2 separate regions of the Homo sapiens genome follow, and region 1 is linked to region 2. Evidence: chromatin contacts called from ENCODE Hi-C or POLR2A ChIA-PET data. All regions are on one chromosome and are shown on one strand. The core of a region is the stretch at or near the end of the contact, and the rest is flanking DNA. Distances in the headings are between cores, read along the strand shown.

Region 1 (3,860 bases), core at 483-2,982, 1.9 Mb after region 2:
CTATCACACCAACCTCTGGGCATTCTTCTCAGTGCCCCCATTGAGACTCTGGACAAAGAACATATCTGTCTACCCCTCACCCTACCCAAGGCAGCAAGGTAAGAACGACAGAGTGCCTCCCGATAGCGTGGCACAGAACACATAGTGCTCAGGGTACCCGAGAGCCTATTCCCCAGTCACCTCCATCCCAACTTTCAGCGGTGGTTGTCAGGGAGAACACGCCTTCTTCTGCAATGCTAAGTCTGTCCCTAGCCAAGTGGACACACCCCTCCGACGCGCTGCCCCCTCAGAATATTCTCATTCCCTCCTTGGCCAAATATCCCCTCCCCACTCTCATTAAGAGATACTCCCCACCTTGGCCGGGAGCGGTGGCTCACGCCTGTAATCCCAGCACTTTGGGAGGCCGAGGCAGGAGGATCACCTGAGGTCAGGAGTTCGAGACCAGCCTAGCCAACATGGTGAAACCCCATCTCTACTAAAAATACAAAGAAATTAGCCGGGTGTGGTGGCGGGCGCCTGTAATCCCAGCTACTCGGGAGGCTGAGGCAGGAGAATCGCTTGAACCTGAGAGGCGGAGGTTGCAGTGAGCCGAGATCGCGCCATTGCACTCCAGCCTGGGCGGCAGGGCGAGACTCCGTCTCCAAAAAAAAAAAGAAAAAAAAAAAAAGATACTGTCCTCACCTCCGGACAGAGGGCATTCCCCCAACAAAAAAACCGCCTCTCCCTGTCTCCTAACTTGGACAGCTCCCTTCCCCTCACCGAATGCTTAGCAGCCACCTCGAGCCCTGGGGCAGGGGGCGGGGTGTCGGGTGCGTTCACACCACTAGTCTGGGCTTGCCTGATGGTTACCACCCCGCCGAAGCTGCCGCCTTGCGGGTTTCCCTGCTTGGGACACCCACGCGGGGTCCCTGCTGCCCCCAGCCACGCCCCTCGGCTGCAGCCCGCCGCCACCCGCGCCACGCCCCCGCGCTCACCCGCAGTCCGGGGCCGGGCACCAGCGGCAGTCGGGGTCCGAGGCTAGGTAGCGGCGCAGCATGAACTCCTCGTACTTGTGCATAAGCGGCGGGTCGGCGAGCAGCAAGCGGATGTCGTGCGGGTTGAGTCGCTCGCTGCACTCGGGGCAGCTGATGGGCACCCTGCTCTCGCTTATCTCCAGGCGCAGGTAGTGGCGGAGGCAGTCCCGGCACGAGCGGTGCGGACAGCTGAGGAGGCGCGGGGCCCGCTCAGGCGGCAGCCGCACCAGGCACAGCGGACACTCCACCTCCTCCGCGCCCGGGCCACCGCCCTCCGCCGCCTCCTCATCGTCGAACCCAGGCTCCGCCGCCGCCGCCGCGGCCTCCGCCTCGGCCTCGGCGGCCGGCTCGGCGGGCAGCGCCTCGGGCGGCGGGCCCTGGGCCGCGGCAGGGGCCGGGGCGGGCGGCGGCTGCGCAGCCGGGGGCGGCGGCTCGGCCTGCGGCTTGGCCCGGGCGCGGCGGCCGCGGGCCGAGGCAGAGAAGACGCTGTGCAAGGTGAGGCGCCGGCGCCGGCCGCCGCTGCGGCACTTAGGGTCGGGTGCGGCCGCATGTAGCGATGTGGAGCGCGGCGACTCGGAGTCCTTCTCGGAGCCCATGGCCGGCAGAGGCCGAGGAGCCAGGGGCGCCCAGCGCCGCCACAGCTCCCGCCTCAGCGCCCCTCAGCCAGCGCCCGGCCGCCGCCGACGCCGCCACCACCGCCTCAACCGCCCTCCCGGCGATAGAAGCCGAGCGGCAACGACGAAGTGATTATAAAGCCTCCGCCCCGCGCGCCGCTGCCCTGCGCAGGCGCTTCGCTCAAACACCTCACAACCCTTGCGCCCCGGTCTAGGAGTGCGCTGGGCAGGGCCGAGCGGGGTGGGGCCGAGCGAGCTGGGGCGGAGCTCCGCCTCCTGCCGGTCAGGTGGTTCCAGGGCCGCCATGTTGCGGAGACTCTCAGAGATCCTAGCCCGCTGCTCTCCCTGGTCTCCGCCTCCAATTCCATCACCATGACACCCAAGGTGGACTTTTTGGTTTGCCGTTCCTCACAGGTTGATTGCCACTTCCAGTAAATGATGGTTCAGTTACATTATTTATAAAAAGCAGGCAGGGGTTGATCAGATGGTGACTCCCAACTGGTTCACCTTCCAACATTTCTGTTTATTAAGCAGACGGCATAAATTAATAAAGAATATATTCATTCACTGAGCTTCTACAAAGTGCGAGGCATTAGAAAATAAAACAGACAAGGTCCCCTATTGCAAGGGACTTCCAGAATAAAGTCCAAATTTCTTAGTCTAGCATTCAGTGTTCTCTATGTATTTAATAAACCCTATGTATATAATAGTCTATTTCTAGGCTCACTTACCATTCTATCCTCCTGGTATCTTGCTTACTTACCAAACTTGTGGAAGGAGACCCAGCGTTTTCTTGCCTGGCAGTGCCTTTGCCTTTCTTTTTCTAGTTCCCCATTCCTCTGACTGGGGGAGGATCTGGACCCTTAGGCTTCCTAGTGGGAGGCAGGCAAACAGCTTCAACAACAGGAATGTATCAGGATTACATTCAATTGCAAATAACAAAAGAAAAAAATAGCTTACGATTGAAATTTATTTATTTTTTTTCCTGAGACGGTTTTGCTCTGTCACCCAGGTTGGAGTGCAGTGGCGTGATCACAGCTCACTGAAGCCTCAACCTCCCAAGCTTAAGCGATCCTCCCACCCCAACCTCTGGAGTAGCTGGGAGCACAGGTGCGCCACCAGGCCTGCCTATTATTTTTATTTTTTTCATGGAGATGAAATCTCCCTGTGTTGCTCAGGCTGGTCTCGAGCTCCTGGGCTCAAGCGATCCTCCTGCCTTGGCCTCTCAAAGTGCTGGGATTACAGGCATGAGCCGCTGCACCTAGCCAGAAATTTCTCTCTTTCCATGAAATATAAGTCCAAAAGTAGGCAGTTCAGGGCTGTTCAGCCATCCTCAGTATTTGGCTTCCAGTGTTAAGGTCACCTCACTATGGTCCATATTCCAAACAGTGGGAAGGAAAAAGGGAAGAAAGATGCATCCTCTTCCTTTTAAGAAGACTGCCTTGGGGCTGGGCGCGGAGGCTCACGCCTGTAATCCCAGCACTTTGGGAGGCCCAGGCTGGCGGATCACGAGGTCAGGAGATGGAGACCATCCTGGCTAACACAGTGAAATCCCGTCTCTACTAAAAATATAAAAAATTAGCCGGGCGTGGTGGCGGGCGCCTGTAATCCCAGCAACTCGAGAGGCTGAGGCAGGAGAATGGCGTGAACCCAGGAGGCGGAGGTTGCAGTGAGCCGAGATCGCGCCGCTGCACTCCATCCTGGGCGACAGAGCGAGACTCTGTCTCAAAAAAAAAAAAAAAAGAAAAAGAAAAAGAAAGAAAGAAAAAAGGACTGCCTCGAAAGTCCCGCACATTTTTGCCAAAACATACTCACTCACATGGCCATACTCAGCTGCAAGGGAGCCTGGGAAACATTCTCTTAACTGGGTACAATGTGCCCAGCTAACAATGAGTGCTCTGTTATTAATAAGGAATGGTAAGATGGGCCAGGAGCTGTGGCTCGCACCTGTAATTACAACACTTTGGGAGACCTAGGCTGGTGAATCTCTTAAGCCCAGGAGTTTGAGACCAGCTTGAGCAACATGGCAAAACCCCATCTCTACAAAAAATACAAAAATTATCTGGGTGTGATGGAGTGTGCCTGTAGTCCCCGCTACTTGGGAGACTGAGGTGGGAGGAATGCTTGAGCCTGGGAGGTTGAGACTGCAGTGAGCCGTGATTATGCCACTGCACTCCAGCCTGGGTGACACAAAAAGACATCGTCTCAAAAGGTGGAAACCAGCTGTGATATT
Region 2 (4,024 bases), core at 501-3,000:
AAGCTCACTAATACGTGTAGCATTTAAAATGTGATTTTTTTACAAATGACACCTTATAAGTACTTTAAGCAACTAGAAGTGCTCAGTCCAGCTACTCTTTCACAGCTTTCAAATGTTTACAAAGTTTTTTAAAATATCACTAATTGAGTTGAATTCAAAGGAACACGGTTTACTTTATTTCCATGGCTCACCTTTTACTAAAATGCTTAGTGGTTTAAAAGGTGTTTATTTTTACCACACTTAACAAACATTCTGTGGTCATAAATTTATCTTAAAACAGTTCATTTTAAACCTAAACTAAACAAATTCCAACTTCAAAAAGCTGTGGCCTTGAACAAAATGAATTCAATTGTCGCTAAAGCAAAACACTAACTCAAAGTTCAGAATCCGGAGAGCGTTTCCCAAGAGCCCAGATAAAGAATCAACAGCCCCCCAGTGTTTTATAAAGTTAAAATTAGCAAAGGGTCAAAATGTTTATTTTGCTTACGAAAACTGCATCGGAAGCCACATTTCTTGGGGTTGGGCCTGTCTTAGTAAGTTTTTAGGTGCTTTCAAGAAACAAAATGCTAAGCCTATTGTTTCAGAAGTTAACTGACTTTAAAACAGAACCCAGGAAAAGCTTCATAAAATCTTATTCTTAATTAATCCCAGTAATAACAGGAATTGAGCAAAATGGTATCGAGGGCTGAGAACAGTGTTTTCTTAATTGAACAATAAAAGGTAACAATCTAAGTTACGGGAGAATAAAGCCTTCTCTGGTAATGCTGTGTGTGGGTTTCTGGCTTTGTTTTTTCAGCGGGGGGGGGGGGGGGGGCTATAGGAGGGAAAAGTTACAGGAGTGTATTCCTCACTTGACGTGGGAATGGTACTGACAAGTAAAACAAATGATCTATGTTTACCAAGCATGTTTGTGAGGACTAAAACTAGTATTGTGTATCTAGATTTTCCTACTAGCAAGGGGTGAACCCCTCTTTGAGTGAAGAGAGACACCAACACCGGGAGGCTCAAAAAGGAAGAACCCACCAAAAACACAAGCTCACACGGAAACAAAAGGCCACAGCAACCCAGGAGCCTAAAAAGCATTCTGAAACTTCCTGATCGCCACTTCTCCACATTTAAGGCTCGCAAAGTTCCCCCACGGTGAATCTCGCCTGTGGACAAGGGCCACGGCTGCTTCTAAAGCGATTTATTGTTCCTCCTCCTCCGGCGCTGCCACGGAAGCTCAAGAAGTCGAAGAAATCGGGGTGGCACAGAATTACACTTCATGGCCACACAGAAGACTCGGGGCTTCGCAAACCCATCAAAAAAAGCAACCCGAATGGCAACATCAATCTTCGGTGGTTCCCAACAGGGCCAGGCAAAAATGTAGAGGCACGTCTACGCCCTGGGCTCGGGCCTAAACCCCCAGCATTTTCCTAGCTTCGACCCCGCTCCCCACCCCCTCCCTCCTTTGATAACAATAGGGGCCTTGCTGCTGACTCCAAAACATGTACGAGGAACAGCGAGTGAGAAGCCTCAGCCAGGGCCCCGGCGGCTTTTCCAAAGCCCTTCTCACCCCCACAACCACTCTCAAACACCAATATGAAGGGACAATCTGCTCGTTAGGGGTCCGGAGCAGCGTTTGGGGCCGGTGGGGTGCGGATACTCACGGGCGGAGCGGTAGGATGAAGATGGATTTCAGCCCCCCGATCTTCTCTCTCTGGCGCTCTCGCTCCCCCTTACCTTTCACTCCGACAACATGGCGGCCCACTGGGGACTGGGTTGGCGCGGTGCATCCTGGGATAGGCTCCGGCCCCGGCCCCGGCGGTGGCAGCGGCATGTGCGGAGAAGGCTGGCGGCTCTGGAACAGGTTGCCTGGTTGCCATGCCAACCCAGGGCCTGTGTGAACTCGGGAAACTCGCAGGCAACACAAACGCTGCGCGCGAGTGCCCGCCCGCTAGGCGAGCGCGCGCCGCCAGGGCCGAAGGCGGGGTCCCGCCGGCCCGCACCTGGGAGAACACGGCCTGGAGCTGGGCACGCGGGGTTGCGCCGGTGACGCTCCACCGAGTCTCGGACGCGCTCCTCGCGCCCGCCGCGCCCTCGGAAGCTTGCCCCCGAGCACCACAGCTAGCAGGGTTCGCGGACGGCCACCCGCACTGCCCTGGCCCCAGAGGTGCAGGGTTCAAACCCCTTCTCTGCAGCTTTCTAGCTCTGCGGCCTTATTTAAATCGACCTGCCTCCATTTCCACATTTGTACAATGAAGAAGAAAATAACCCCCACTTAACAGAATGGCCTGGAGGATTAAGTGGAATAATGTATGTTAAGTGCTTTTAGTCTTACTGTCTCAAACTAAACTCAAAATAGATTGAAGGCCGGGCGCGGTGGCTCACGCCTGTAATCCCTGGACTTTGGGAGGCTGAGGCGGGCGGATCATGAGGTCAGGAGATCGAGACCATCCTGGCTAACATGGTGAAACCCTGTCTCTACTAAAAATACAAAAAAATTAGCCGGGCGTGGTGGCGGGCACCTGTAGTCCCAGCTACTCGGGAGGCTGAGGCAGGAGAATGGCCTGAACCTGGGAGGCGGAGCTTGCAGTGAGCAGAGATCGCGCCACTGCACTTGAGCCTGGGCGACACGGAGAGGCTCCGTCTCAAAAAAAAAAAAAAAATAGATTGAAAACAGACAAATCGCAATACTGTAAAAGACCAGAAGAAGATATGGGGAGAAGCTCTATAATTGGAGGAGGGAAAATGTTTATACTCATGAATCAAAGTCAAAAGATCATAAAAGAAAATATTGAAAGAAATATAAACATCTGTACGAGAAGAGATGCCATCAACAAAGTAGAACAAATGGATAAAAAATATTTGCAGTACACGGCCAGGCGCGATGGCTCATGCCTGTAATCCCAGCACTTTGGGAGGCCGAGGCGGGTGGATCATGAGGTCAAGAGATCAAGACCATCCTGGCCAACATGGTGAAACCCCGTCTCTACTAAAAATACAAAAAAATTAGCCGGGAGTGGTGGCGGGCGCCTGTGGTCCCAGCTACTGGGGAGGCTGAGGCAGGAGAATCACTTGAACCCAGGAGGCAGAGGTTGCAGTGAGCCAATATTGTGCCACTGCACTCCAGCCTGATGACAGAGCAAGACTCCGTCTCAAGAAAAAAAATATATATATATACACATATATGTATATATACATATATACATATATATACACATATATACATATATACACATATATACATATATACATATATACACATATATACATATATAAACATATATATACGTATATATACATATATATATATTTGCAATACACATGATAAGGAAATGGTTGATCATCATGATAAATGCAAAATTTCTCCCATCAGGGTCCTGGTGGGGTGGCTCACACCTGTAATCCCAGCACTTTGGGAGGCAGAGGTGGTAGAATTGGTTGAGGCCAGCAGTTTGAGACCAGGCTGGGCAACATAGTGAGGCCTCGTCTCTACAAAAAGTTAAAAATTATCTGGGCATGGTGGCACACATCTGTAGTCCTAGCTACTTGGGAGCTAAAGCAGGAGAATTCCCTTGAGCCCAGGAATTGAGCTGCAATGAGCTATGATTGGGCCACTACATTCCAGCCTAGGAGACAGAAAGAGGCCCTGTATCAAATAAATAAATAAATAAAATCTGTAATCAATTTCTAAAAATCCGAAATGGGCTGGGCGCAGCGGCTCATGCCTGCAATCTGAACACTTTGGGAGGCCGAGGCAGGCAGATCACTTGAGGTCAGGAGTTCGAGACCAGCCTGGCCAACATGGTGAAACCCCATCTCTACTAAAACTACAAAAATTAGCCGAGCGTGGTTATGGGCGCCTGTAATCCCAGTTACTCTGGAGGCCGAGGCAAGAGAATCGCTTGAACCCAGGAGGTGGAGGTTGCAGTGAGCTGAGATGAAGCACTGCCTGGGAAACAGAATGAGATTCCATGTCAAAAGGAAAGAAATAAATCCAAAATAAAATAAATCCAAAATAAACAAACATAACAAAATCACA

Evidence for each region. Hi-C counts contacts between places; a loop is a spot of excess contacts on that map. ChIA-PET counts read pairs that join two places held with the same protein, here RNA polymerase II (POLR2A). Pooled maps may share reads with other maps.
Region 1: a loop to region 2 is called in a pooled map, with 7 times the contacts of the local background. The contact joins the promoter of RNF19B here to the promoter of PUM1 in region 2. A Hi-C loop is called at or near these places in 1 of 37 single-sample maps with no recorded cell type and 7 of 50 pooled maps. POLR2A ChIA-PET finds 5 or more read pairs at or near these places in 1 of 52 experiments (activated T-cell).

Annotation. Positions count from the first base shown.
Region 1 is chr1:32,963,077-32,966,936 of GRCh38, forward strand. RNF19B (ring finger protein 19B) reads right to left here and starts at 1,733. Exons shown (of 9, transcript NM_001300826.2): 1 at 975-1,733. The coding sequence starts at 1,609. RefSeq lists silencers at 878-1,087, 1,448-2,017 and an enhancer at 1,328-1,832.
Region 2 is chr1:31,063,967-31,067,990 of GRCh38, forward strand. It overlaps PUM1 (pumilio RNA binding family member 1), which reads right to left and starts at 1,751. Exons shown (of 22, transcript NM_001020658.2): 1 at 1,650-1,751. RefSeq lists enhancers at 1,408-1,727, 1,595-2,509 and a silencer at 1,838-2,057.